Linked DNA regions of Homo sapiens: region 2 is linked to region 1. Evidence: chromatin contacts called from ENCODE Hi-C or POLR2A ChIA-PET data. All regions are on one chromosome and are shown on one strand. The core of a region is the stretch at or near the end of the contact, and the rest is flanking DNA. Distances in the headings are between cores, read along the strand shown.

The links. Hi-C counts contacts between places; a loop is a spot of excess contacts on that map. ChIA-PET counts read pairs that join two places held with the same protein, here RNA polymerase II (POLR2A). Pooled maps may share reads with other maps.
Region 2: a map of thyroid gland shows a loop between it and region 1 (2.4-fold over the local background). The contact joins the promoter of KCTD13 here to the promoter of PAGR1 in region 1. A Hi-C loop is called at or near these places in 8 of 168 maps with a recorded cell type or tissue (B cell, ascending aorta, endothelial cell of umbilical vein and 5 more), 11 of 37 single-sample maps with no recorded cell type and 15 of 50 pooled maps. POLR2A ChIA-PET finds 5 or more read pairs at or near these places in 34 of 52 experiments (A673, AG04450, B cell and 27 more).

Annotation. Positions count from the first base shown.
Region 1 is chr16:29,814,851-29,817,763 of GRCh38, forward strand. PAGR1 (PAXIP1 associated glutamate rich protein 1) reads left to right here and starts at 1,302. Exons shown (of 3, transcript NM_024516.4): 1 at 1,302-2,157; 2 at 2,360-2,442. The coding sequence starts at 1,676. It overlaps PRRT2 (proline rich transmembrane protein 2), which reads left to right. Exons shown (of 4, transcript NM_145239.3): 4 at 1-1,031. The region is part of intron 2 of MVP-DT (MVP divergent transcript); the gene reads right to left. RefSeq lists enhancers at 12-641, 534-753, 1,004-1,253 and a silencer at 1,444-1,613.
Region 2 is chr16:29,924,802-29,927,501 of GRCh38, forward strand. KCTD13 (potassium channel tetramerization domain containing 13) reads right to left here and starts at 1,425. Exons shown (of 6, transcript NM_178863.5): 1 at 989-1,425. The coding sequence starts at 1,232. KCTD13-DT (KCTD13 divergent transcript) reads left to right here and starts at 1,422. Exons shown (of 3, transcript XR_001752362.2): 1 at 1,422-2,700. RefSeq lists a silencer at 1,091-1,330.

The DNA.
Region 1 (2,913 bases), core at 52-2,551:
AACCTCCCTGCACTAATGCCTGCATCCCCTCCGGCCTCTTGGCCCCCTATCCCTGCACTTCTGGAAACCTCCCTGCACTCTGGAAACCTCCCTGAACACCTCCCCAACTCTGCGCTCTCAGCCTCCCTGCATCTCTCCTGGCCTCCCTGCACTTCTTCCAGCCCCCCAAATTCTCTGGACCTCCACCCTGGCCGCCTCCTCCCAACTTTCATTGTCTTGGCATCTCTCAACCCTCAGTCCTCTCTTCCTTCCCTTCTTTATCATCTCCCCTTTCCTCTCCACGTCCCGCCCCCTTCCTCTTCCTGCCTCCTCATCTCCCTTAAGCATCCTCTTCTCCAACCTCCCGTCACCGTTTACTCTGCAAAATTGACAGCACTTAGACGAGGCTTGGGGGCAGGGAGCAGTGTTGGGAGAGGGCTCCCCAACCCCAGGCTCGGACTGTTCTCTGCTGGGACCACCCAGGGTCGGACACCCAAGGGTGCCTGGCAGGTCGCAGAGTTGGCAAGCCGGGCCTCGTATGGGGACTCGGGTGAGGGTGGCGAGTACTGGTTCCGAACGCACGCAGGGGAGAAGGGAGGGACGCGGCGCTGACCCTTCCAGGTCAGCTGGAGTTGACCCGCCCACCTGGGCTTTTCAACCCCAGTCCGCGAGTTTCTTTCTTGAAGGTGTGGGGGCTAGATTCATTCACGTGCTTCGTAATGAAATAATCCAAAAAATAGGACCAAAGCGCCCACTGGCAGGAGCGAGGGCGGGGCGCCGCGCTCTATAATTATTTTCTAAGATGATGGGGGAGGTTTGTTGCACGCGACAGCCCGCTGAGGAGGCGGGGACCGAGCTACAACGCGGTTCGGATTTGGCGGGGGTTTTTTTCCTTAAAAAAAAAAAAAAAAAAAAAAAAAAAGTCTGGGGGAAGAAAAAAACTAAAATTCTTAAAAAAAAAAAAAAAAGGCTATTATCAAACTGATTTCTCCCTTTTTGTATGCCGGATGCTGCATGAGTCTGAAACACCAATAAACGGAGACTGCATGAGACTCGCCTCCAATCTCGGTTGGTTCCTGCGTTCGTCCCGCCGGCCCGGCGGTGCTGCCTTTCTGGCAGAACCTTACTGGGTGGTATACGCATGCGACTTCCCGGTGGCCATCTTTACTGTGGGCTGAAGCCTGTGCGCTTACTCGCGCATGTGCAAGCCTTCCCTCGCTTTCCTCTTCCAAGTAGCCTTGCCTAGAGCGGAGCCTCCCGCGCCATTTCTGTGCGCCTGCGTAGCGTGACCCTGCGCAGCCTGGGAGGCGGGTCTTAGCTCCAGGTGCGTACGGCATCTGACTTGACGTGGCCCACAACTGAAAGGTCTGGGGAGAAGGCGCCGTGTCCGGGTGTGGAGAGGGGCGTCGTGGAAGCGAGAAGAGTGGCCCGTCCCTCTCCTCCCCCTTTCCCTCTTTCGGAAAGTGGTTTCTGCGGGGCCCGGGAGCCTCGGAGTACCGAACCTCGATCTCCGGGGCGGGGTCCTTGGTGGGGACTGAGCGCCCCCTCCCGGGGACGGGCGGTCTGGCCGCGGAGTCCCCTGCGGGAGCGTGATTGGCTGGAAACGGTCCCGAACCCCCAGGGGAGCCCGATCCCTGGGGGACCCTGGCTTCGGACTCCAGTATCTGTCGTCGCAGGGTCCCTGCCCTAGTGGCCTATGTCCCTTGCTCGGGGCCATGGAGACACTGCGGCCAGTACGGCGGCGCCTCTGTCTGAAGAAGGGGAAGTGACCTCCGGCCTCCAGGCTCTGGCCGTGGAGGATACCGGAGGCCCCTCTGCCTCGGCCGGTAAGGCCGAGGACGAGGGGGAAGGAGGCCGAGAGGAGACCGAGCGTGAGGGGTCCGGGGGCGAGGAGGCGCAGGGAGAAGTCCCCAGCGCTGGGGGAGAAGAGCCTGCCGAGGAGGACTCCGAGGACTGGTGCGTGCCCTGCAGCGACGAGGAGGTGGAGCTGCCTGCGGATGGGCAGCCCTGGATGCCCCCGCCCTCCGAAATCCAGCGGCTCTATGAACTGCTGGCTGCCCACGGTACTCTGGAGCTGCAAGCCGAGATCCTGCCCCGCCGGCCTCCCACGCCGGAGGCCCAGAGCGAAGAGGAGAGATCCGATGAGGAGCCGGAGGCCAAAGAAGAGGAAGAGGAAAAGTAAAGGCACACCCTTACACCTTGTCCCGGGGCTGCTCCCCTGATGGCGGGAGGAAATAGGGAGGGGAAAATGTGGGACGCTGGAACCTTTGAAAGTGGAGGGAGGGAAGCCAGCGGGGGAGGAGGAACGGGCAGGGGAGAAGCACACGTGTGGGTGGGAGGGAGGACCGCCCTCACCCTTAACTATGTTCACCTGTCCCAGACCACACATGCCCACGGAATTTGATTTTGATGATGAGCCAGTGACACCAAAGGACTCCCTGATTGACCGGAGACGCACCCCAGGTACAAACGAAGAGGAAACAGTTGGGGGAGGTGAAGGGCCTCGGCTCAGTTACCCAAGATCGGCTCCCCTAGAGGCCTTTGCTTGCTGCCTCAGCTCCCACACAACTTACAGCTGCAGGAGAGAGTATTCACCCAGTAGCACCATCTTTATGACTTAGATTACTACCTTGTCTTCCTTTTTTTTTTTTTTTTTTTTTTGAGATGGAGTCTTGCCCTTGTCCCCCAGGCTGGAGTGCAATGGCACGATCTCAACTCACTGCAACCTCCGCCTCCTGGGTTCAAGCAATTCTCCTGCCTCAGCCTCCCAAGTAGCTGGGATTACAGACGCATGCCACCACTCTGGGCCAATTTTTGTATTTTTAGTAGAGACAGGCTTTCACCATGTTGGCCAGGCTGGTCTTGAATTCCTGACCTTGTGATCCGCCCACCTCAGCCTCCCAAAGTGCTAGGATTGCAGGCATGAGCCAATGC
Region 2 (2,700 bases), core at 175-2,674, 110 kb after region 1:
TCCGCCTCCCAGGTTCAAGCGATTCTCCTGTCTCAGCCTCCCGAGTAGCTGGGCTACAGGCGCACACCACCACGCCCGGCTAATTTTTGTATTTTTAGTAGAGACGGGGTTTCGCCATATTGGTCAGGCTGGTCTCGAACTCCTGACCTCAGGTGATCCACCGCCTCGGCCTCCCAAAGTGCTGGGATTAAAGGCGTGAGCCACCGCACCTGGCCGAATTCTTCACCTTTGATACTTGAAGGCAGATCTCCGCCTCTCAAATTTTTATTCTCCTGCTCTCACAGTCCTCGTTAACCCCTCCCTTAAGACTCTCCCACTCCCAAACTCCAAAACTTCAAAGTCTCACTTGGGCACGAAGGGTCCATACTTGAATGCAACACTCCAAGAAGGTAAGGTTCACCTGCCAAGGAGACCTGTCCACCCTCCACTCTGGTGTCCCTGGCAAACCCAAAGCAGCCTCCTTCTGCAATGTGTGTATACAGGTGGATTCCTAGAGTGTACAGGGACCTGTGTCAGGGGAACACAGAGGCAAACAAGATCTCCCAGCTCTCCTGGCTGGCTGTGAGCAGTTCTGAAGCAGAGAGGGAAACAAAAGGCTGGGCAGTCGGAAGAAACTGAGGAAGGCTGCCAGGAGTAGTACTGCAGGCAGCAGGGCTAGTTCCCAAGTCTTGAGCTGAGGGGTGAAGGGTGGGAGAGGTGGTCATGAGGATTATGAACTGACACGTTCAATCACTTACCACAGCGCCTGGCAGTTAGGGGTTCCGTAAGTGTTGGTTATTGCTGGGGGTAAAGGATTGGGGGAGGAGAAGAGAAATTATGAATGAGAAAGGGGAGGAGATGGGATGTGGGGGCTGGAGGGAGCTGAGAATGAGTTGACTGGACAGTAGCGGGCAGAGAGAAGGGGCATGAGGAGCCCCGGTGGTGAGAGACTGCGGGGAACGGGAGTTGGGGGTCTGGGGTGGGGGCACGGTAGGGGCGCCGCTCGTACCTCCGGCATCGGTCAGCACCTCCACGCGGCCGCTGAACATGGCTTTGAGCATGGTGTCCTGTCCCGTGAGGGTGCGCAGCGTGGTGTAGTGCAACGAGCCGCCCACGTTCAGCTTCACGTATTTGCTGTTCGGGGTCAGCGGCTTGAGACCGTAGGCGGCGGGGCCAGGCTCGAGACCCGAGGGCTTGGGGGCTTCCAGGGACGGGGCCGCGGCGGCAGCCGGGCCCGAGGCCTCCGCCGACATGCCGGGTAGCAGCGGCGGACGGCGATCCCAGGATCTCTCCGCGCCCTGCGGCCTGCTCCCGAAGACCCTCGGCCGGCCCCCAGCCCTTGGGCCAGACCGCTCGGCGCACACGCCCACTCACCGCAGCTACTCTGCAAGACCGGCCCTCCGCCCCATCTCGCTCGCACCACCCGGAAGCCGGCGCCGGGCAGCTGCGCAGGCGCGGCCCCGCCCCTGAATGGGGGCGGGGCTGCGAGTATGGAGCATGCGCAGTGGCCTCGCTGGGGGATCCCGTAGAGGTTTGGCGTGTGGCCTGCGGGTTCCCCGGGCGGGTCGACGTGCGCTCCTCTCTGGTCTCGAGTCACCAGGACCAGATCGAGGATGCGGCCGACCCCCTGCCCGATGTGGAAAGCGAAGTCTCCACCTCGTGATTGGGTCTCTGCTGTCAGAGAGCTTCACGAGCTTGAGGGGAAACAGACAGAGAGGTCTGGGCATTGGGCAGTTTCCCGCCTCCCAGCCCCGCGCACTGAACAGACTGTGACCAGAACTGCGAACAAAGCGCGGAGGGAAGCTCTTAAAGGAGGCCAAAGCGGCCGGGCGCTGTGGCTCACACCTGTAACCCCAGCCTGTAAGCCTAGCTACTCGGGAGGCCGAGGCAGAAGGAGCGCTTGAAGCCAGGAGTTGGAAGCTGCAGTAATCCGTGATCGGACCGTTGCACTCTAGCCTGGGCAACATAACGTCCTTTGAAAAAAAAAAAAAAAACAGAGGCCAAAACGGGTAGCAGTGGTGCCCGGGCACCAAGGATGGAAGGCCTCTCTGAGGAGGTGATGCCGAGCTGAAGCTGGGAAGCGGATGTGAGGGAAGAGTTCCAGGCAGAGGGAAGGCAAATGCAGAGATCCTCAGGCAGGAACACTGAACTGTTCTCCGTATTTGAGGAGCAGAGGGCGTGTCAGTGGTGGCCGCAGCAGCTGAGCAAAGGTCTTAGAATCCCAGCTAATGTCGTGGGACCTAGCACCCAATCCCAAAAGAAAGAAGAATAGATAGGAACCCACTGTTGACAAGAAGGTGCACTGAGAAGTGTTTTTATCTGACCCGATCTGCATCCAGTTTAGAAGCCGATACATCAGGGATTTAACAATCTGTCTTAATGTCTAGCAAGGGGGGTTGCTGGAGGGAAAACACAGAGTCAGAGTTCTATCTTCAGCCCTGCCAGCAGGTCCCTGGGAGATGCTAGACGAGTGACTTTTCTCTGGGCGTGGTTGGTGTAAGGGATGCACACGCAGGAGGAAGGTCGGAGTGTAAATGTGTGACCTGGGCCTGTTACTGGGTATAAATGGGCCTGTAGTGACCGGGAGCTCATGTTCTACCAAAGGGGTTGCCAATTTTCTGATTTCGAGTGTGGCGGTGTAAAAGAGAAAAGCAACTGCTGCCAGCTGGGAGCTGGTTTGCACCCTCACTCCAGAAGCCTTGATGTTGCTAGGAGCTGACC